Regions from separate parts of the Homo sapiens genome. Here region 1 is linked to region 2. A link is an interaction called in ENCODE POLR2A ChIA-PET data of the cell type or tissue named here. Cell type or tissue: OCI-LY7. All regions are shown on one strand. Each heading gives the region's core, and the rest is flanking DNA. Links, peaks and the distances in the headings are about the cores only.

What was found. Peaks named below come from ENCODE experiments on the same cell type or tissue, not always from the same donor. Only the 100,000 strongest peaks of a DNase experiment are listed, where the experiment ranks them.
Region 1: POLR2A ChIA-PET joins it to region 2 with 7 read pairs; 3 of 35 experiments call an interaction of 5 or more read pairs at or near these places.

The regions. Positions count from the first base shown.
Region 1 is chr11:63,688,116-63,691,031 of GRCh38, forward strand. All of the region lies in intron 1 of RTN3 (reticulon 3), which reads left to right. Among named protein-coding and RNA genes, the nearest start is that of RTN3, 8.1 kb to the left of the region's middle. In OCI-LY7, for the core only: no CTCF peak of the experiment used is centred there; a DNase peak (open chromatin) is centred at 1,326.
Region 2 is chr11:63,781,493-63,784,408 of GRCh38, forward strand. No RefSeq gene overlaps it. Among named protein-coding and RNA genes, the nearest start is that of ZFTA, 14 kb to the left of the region's middle. In OCI-LY7, for the core only: no CTCF peak of the experiment used is centred there; no DNase peak of the experiment used is centred there.

The DNA of each region.
Region 1 (2,916 bases), core at 148-2,647, 93 kb before region 2:
CAGAGGCAAGCATACAGGAGACAGCAAGAATGGTCATGTCAATATGGCCTGCAAATGCCTGCTGACTTGGATTGTTTTTATTCTCCAAGAATAAGAAGTGTGTTTTGCTTTTTTTTTTTTTTTTTTGAGACGGAGTCTCGCTCTGTCGCCCAGGCGGGAGTGCAGTGGTGCGATCTCAGCTCACTGCAACCTCCATCTCCCAGGTTCATGCCATTCTCCTGCCTCAGCTTCCCAGTAGCTGGGACTACAGGTGCCCACCACCACGCCTGGCTAATTTTTTGTGTTTTTAGTAGAGACAGGGTTTCACCATGTTAGCCAGGATGGTCTTGATCTCCTGACCTCATGATCCGCCAGCCTTGGCTTCCCAAAGTGCTGGGATTACAGGCGTGAGCCACCACGCCCGGCCAAGAAGTTTTTTTTTAATGCTGTTTTTGTTTATTGTCAAATTCACAAGTAATGGAACCACTCTGATCAAATTAAACAACCAATCTACATACATTTAGTAGGTGCACCCTTACCCTAAATTGTCATTTCTAAGGGGTTGTTCATTAAGTGGCTGGTAAGAACCTCAGTGTTTTTATTCTTGGTGTTTTAAAGATGGGCTGAAAATAAAAACCAATATTACTGCTTTTATCAAATTATCCTGTGAGGAAATAATATATTTATCCTGATATAGGAGTTACCTGTCTAGTCCTGTGCATGTTTCAAGCCTTGTAAAATGAAGTTTGGTCATGAAGGAATTGGTGACGTCTGGTTGAAGGGAAAAGGGAAAGTTGAGCTTTCCAATTTTGTTTGAGTCAAGAGTATATTTTGCAGAAAGACACTTCTCTTTACCCATAATCCTAGAATTTACCATTTTTGTAATTCTGAACAGAATTACAAAGGCTTCATTAAGTAAGTAGGTTTTCTAATATAAATGTGCATATTTGTTGTGTGCACTTAGCTTATAGTTTGTGTTAACTTTATTGTTGATGATGAATTTAGCCTCCTAAAGTATACAAACTTGTGAAAAATTCATCAATTTTGTAGTATAACTTTTTCTCTTAATTTAGCTAATACTCTTTGTATTGTTCTAATTTTGGTATATGTGCTGCTGAAGTAAGCACTCATAGTAAAACTTTTTAGACAAAAATTAGCAGGTCGATATTTTGTTCTTATAATTGACTTATTCAGAAGTTGCCCAGAAAACTGACTTAACCTTCTATTCTGTTCATTTATGACAGCTACTAGTTGTAGAGTTATTTTGGATCATAGGGTATGGTGTTGATGTTTTGAAAGAAGTGTGTGTGTTAAATAAGTTTAGCTGTAATCAGTATTGCTTGTGATTGCATCATTGAAGTCTTCTGGGCATCTGTGAGTTTTGTAAGACATGTTACTCTGTGATATTGCAACCTCAGAGAGAATCTCTTTAAATACTGTAACGGGGTTTGCATTTCCATTTTACGTATGGGAGAAGATTATCAGCAAGTGGCCTGCTCTTGTGATTTTTTTTTTTTATTTCAAATAACTATTCTTACCTGTTTTCTCCAATCAACTGATTTATTATCTCCTATAACCATATCATTGTAACCTAACCAGAGAAGACAGTGAGCTTATCAGCAAGTGGCCCACTCTTGTGATTTTTGATTTTTTTTTTTTTATTTCAAAGAACTATTTTTTTGAGACAGAATCCCCCTCTGTTGCTCAGGCTGGAGTGCAGTGGTGGGATCTCTGCTCACTGCAACCTCCGCCCCCCGGGTTCAAGCGATTCTCCTGCCTCAGCCCCCTGAGTAGGTGGGATTGCAGGCTTGTGCCACCATGCCCAGCTAATTTTTGTATTTTTAGTAGAGATGGGGTTTCACCATGTTGGTCAGGCTGGTCCCGAACTCCTGACCTCAAGTGAACTGCCCCCGCCTCGGCCTCCCACAGTGCTGGGATTACAGATGTGAGCCACCACACCCAGTCTCAAAGAACTATTCTTACCTGTTTTCTCCAATCAACTGATTTATTATCTCCTGTAACCATATCATCATAACTTAACCAGAGGGAACGGTGAGCTTTTTGACCTGTTCCTCATTGGTAGCTCGCCCTTCAAGATATATGGAAGGACATTCTGGAAAACCTTTTGTTATGAAAATTGTGTCCTGTTATTTGAACATATTTCAGTGGAGGGCATTGTCTTTATTTTACGTATGAGATAGAAGTACTTGATTTTCACGATATCTTACATTTGTGTACTGCTTTATGATTTAAGTTGTGCCCATATGTTACCTTAATTCAACAACTGAGCATACATGAAGGCTCTTTGCCAGGTGCTGTGGAAGACAGAAAGGTAAATAAAATATAGATCATTCCTCTAGAGGCCATATTCTATAGAGGAAAGACTTGTATTATGTTTATCTGTGAGGTAGACAGGTAGCGATATAACCCCCTTCTTACAGATGGGGACTCAGGCACAGAGAGTTTAATGCCCACGCTTTAAGATTTGAAGCAACATGTAGTAAAAGTGGCTCAGTTACCCTTTTGAATTCAGTGATCAGTTTAATTTAAAAGTCTTAATTTCTGGCTCCACGGTTCTTAAGCCAGGTGCCTTTTTATTTCACTGCTCTACAGAAACTTTCTAGTCAAGTTCACCAGATATTTTCCACATTGTTAAATTCAGTGGTCACTTCATCCTCCTCTTAACATGCTTTCACAACAGCTTTTGACATAATTGATTATTCTCTCCTTGAAATGCTTTTTTAATTTGTCTTCTGTGACACCACATACTCACTCTCACTGGCTTTTCATCCTCTGTCTCCATAAAATTCACCATTTTAAGGTGGGTTTTAGTGTATGCACAAGGTTGTACAGCTATCTCCACTATCTAATTCCAGAACATTTTTATTACCCCAAAGAGAAACCCCATATCTGTTAGCAGTAATTCACCGTTCTTCC
Region 2 (2,916 bases), core at 266-2,765:
TGAGTCGGCAGTTCGAGACAAGCCTGGCCAACGTGGTGAAACCCTGTCTCCTAAAAATACAAAAATTGGCCGGGCCTGGTGGTGCATGCCTGTAATCCCAGTTACTCGGGAGGCTCAGACAGGAAAATCGCTTGAACCCAGGAGGTAGGGGTTGCAGTGAGCCGAGATCGCACCATTGCACTCCAGCCTGGGCAACAAGAGTGAAACTCTGTCTCAAAAAAAAATTTTTTTGAATAAATAATAAAAATAAAATGTATTAAAATTTAGGAAAAGATCAAAAAGACTTCTGTTTCCTTTGAGGATATAGAAGTTTTTAGCAGGCCAGTGATCCCATTGCAAAACAAAAAAATTTTAATTGCAAAAATCATCTTTTTTTTTTTTTTTGAGACAGAGACTCACACTGTTGCCCAGGCTGGAGTGCAGTGGTATGATCTAGGCTCACTGCAGCCTCCACCTCCCAGGTTTAAGCGATTCTCATGCCTCAGCCTCCGGAGTAGCTGGGATTACAAGTGCCCGCTATCATGCCTGGCTAATTTTTTGTATTTTTAGTAGAAACAGGGTTTCACTATGTTGGTCAGGCTGGTCTGGAACGCCTGACCTCATGATCCACCTGCCTCGGCCTCCCAAAGTGCTGGGATTACAGGCGTGAGCCACCGCACCTGGCCACAGAAAAAAATCATCTTTTTTAAAGACAGCAGAGAGCTGTGAACACAACGAGAATGAAATGAATTAAAAATTTTTTTTTAATTTTTTCAGACAGAGTCTCACTCTGCCACCCAGGTTGGGGTGCAGTGGTATCATCTCGGCTCATTGCAACCTCCGTCTCCCAGGTTCAAGCGATTCTCCTGCCTCGGCCTCCCTAGTAGCTGGGATTACAGATGTGTGCCACCACACTAGGCTAATTTTTGTATTTTTAGTAGAGATGGGGTTTCGCCATGTTGGCCAGGCTGGTCTCGAACTCCTGACCTCAGGTGATCCACCCAACTCGGCCTTCCAAAGTGCTGGGATTACAGGCGTGAGCCACTGTGCCCGACCTTTAAAATGTTTTTTTAAATCCCCTCAAAAAAAAAAAATTCCAGAATGAATGAGCTGACCATCATTGGTCAAATTTTTTTCCTGGAGGCAATTCCCCCATTCTAGGCATAAAAACCTAGTCCAGGCAAAGGGACTCTCCTGGTGAGAAGAGAAACCAGCAGAGCTTTTGGTGGTCATGAGGCACTGGAAGCTCCTAGAAGCTCCTCAAAGGCAGAATGAAATCTTCTGCAGCCTCATAGTGTTCAGTAGACAAAGTCCCAAACATAGGACATTTGCCAGATTTTGAAGATACAATGGTCAGGAGGCAAAAGAGTGAGGCTCAAAACCTCTAAAAGGCAGAGGCTGAGTGAGGTGACTCACACCAGCAGTCGCAGCACTTGGGGAGGCTGAAGCAGGAGAACCACTTGAAGCCAGAGTCTGAGACCATCCTGGGCAGCACAGCAAGACCCCATCTGTACAAAACAATTTTAAAAAATTATCTGGGCATGGTAGTGTACGCCTATAGCCCCGGCTACTCGGGAGACTGAGGTATGAGGATCAACGGGGCCCAGGAGTTCGAGATTGCAGTAAGTTATGTTCATACCACTGCACTTCAGCCTGGCTCACAGCACAAGACTTTGTCTCTAATAAATAAAAATAGGAGGCTAAGACAGGAGAATCGCTTGAACCTGGGAGGTGGAGGTTGCAGTGAGCCGAGATTGTGCTACTGCACTCCAGCCTGGGCGACAGAGTGAGACTCCATCTCAAAAATAAATAAATAAATAAACAAATAAATAAATAAAAATAAATAAATAAACAACAGAACAAAATCTCCCACAGCTTATAAGCTGAAGAGACAGATACCTTCCAGGCTCCCCTTCAAAAGCCCAGGAGGATCATGGCTGTGGAACAGGGATAAGAGAGGTAGCCAGACTCATCCTAAATCCAGCTCAGTTCCTGACTGTATTGAGGTGATCAATTCCTAACTTTATTAACCTAAAAGAGTAAAAGTAGAACACTCTCCAGTGGAAGATAAAATCTTCTGTATGAAAGATAATGGTTCTTTGGATCAGGCATGTAAGAAGCTTGGAAGTTGTCACTCCATCCTGTTAATAAGTAAAAAGCTAAACAAGCTGAAAAATCAACAATGCTTCTTAGATCCATAAGAGAAATGGAGTCACAGGGCAAACCACTGTCTTCAAAATTGGAGACACAGACAGGTGAATACAGAGAATCACCATTTACCCAAGCAGAAGCCTCTGAGGGGGCCAGGCGGGGTGGCTCATGCCTATAATCCTAGCACTTTGGGAGGCCAAGGTGGGCGGATCACTTAAGTCCAGGAGTTTGAGACCAGCCTGGCCAACATGGCAAAACCCTGTCTCTACTAAAAATACAAAAATTAGCCAGGTGCGGTGGCGCAATCCTGTAATCCCAGCCACTTGAGAGGCTAAGGCATGAGAATCACTTGAACCCGGGAAGCAGAGGTTGCAGTGAGCTGACATCGTGCCACTGCACTCCCTCCTGGGCTACAGAGTGAGCCGGGGAGGGGAGGGGAAGGGAGGGGAGGGGAGGGGACCAAGAAACCTCCGGGGGATCCAGTGCTGGAGAGGAAACCATGAACTGCAATTGACAAAGTGCAGGAGGTTCAGTGTGGACAAGCCTGAAAGTTAAAAACTCCAGGATGACCCAGTCACAGGCAGGCCCCCGCACCTTTGTGAGTTTTACCTCCAGGAGCTTGACCTGGTTTTCACAGTAAATATTGGAGAAAAATTCCTTCATGCTTCCAGCAGTGGGAGGGGAAAAGGAACCATTTTGAAATACACCAGAGCATTCTGTTCTCAACAAAGTCTGCCCTCAGGAGAAATCAGGGCCTAAGCTTCCGGGTTTTATCAGGGCTTAACT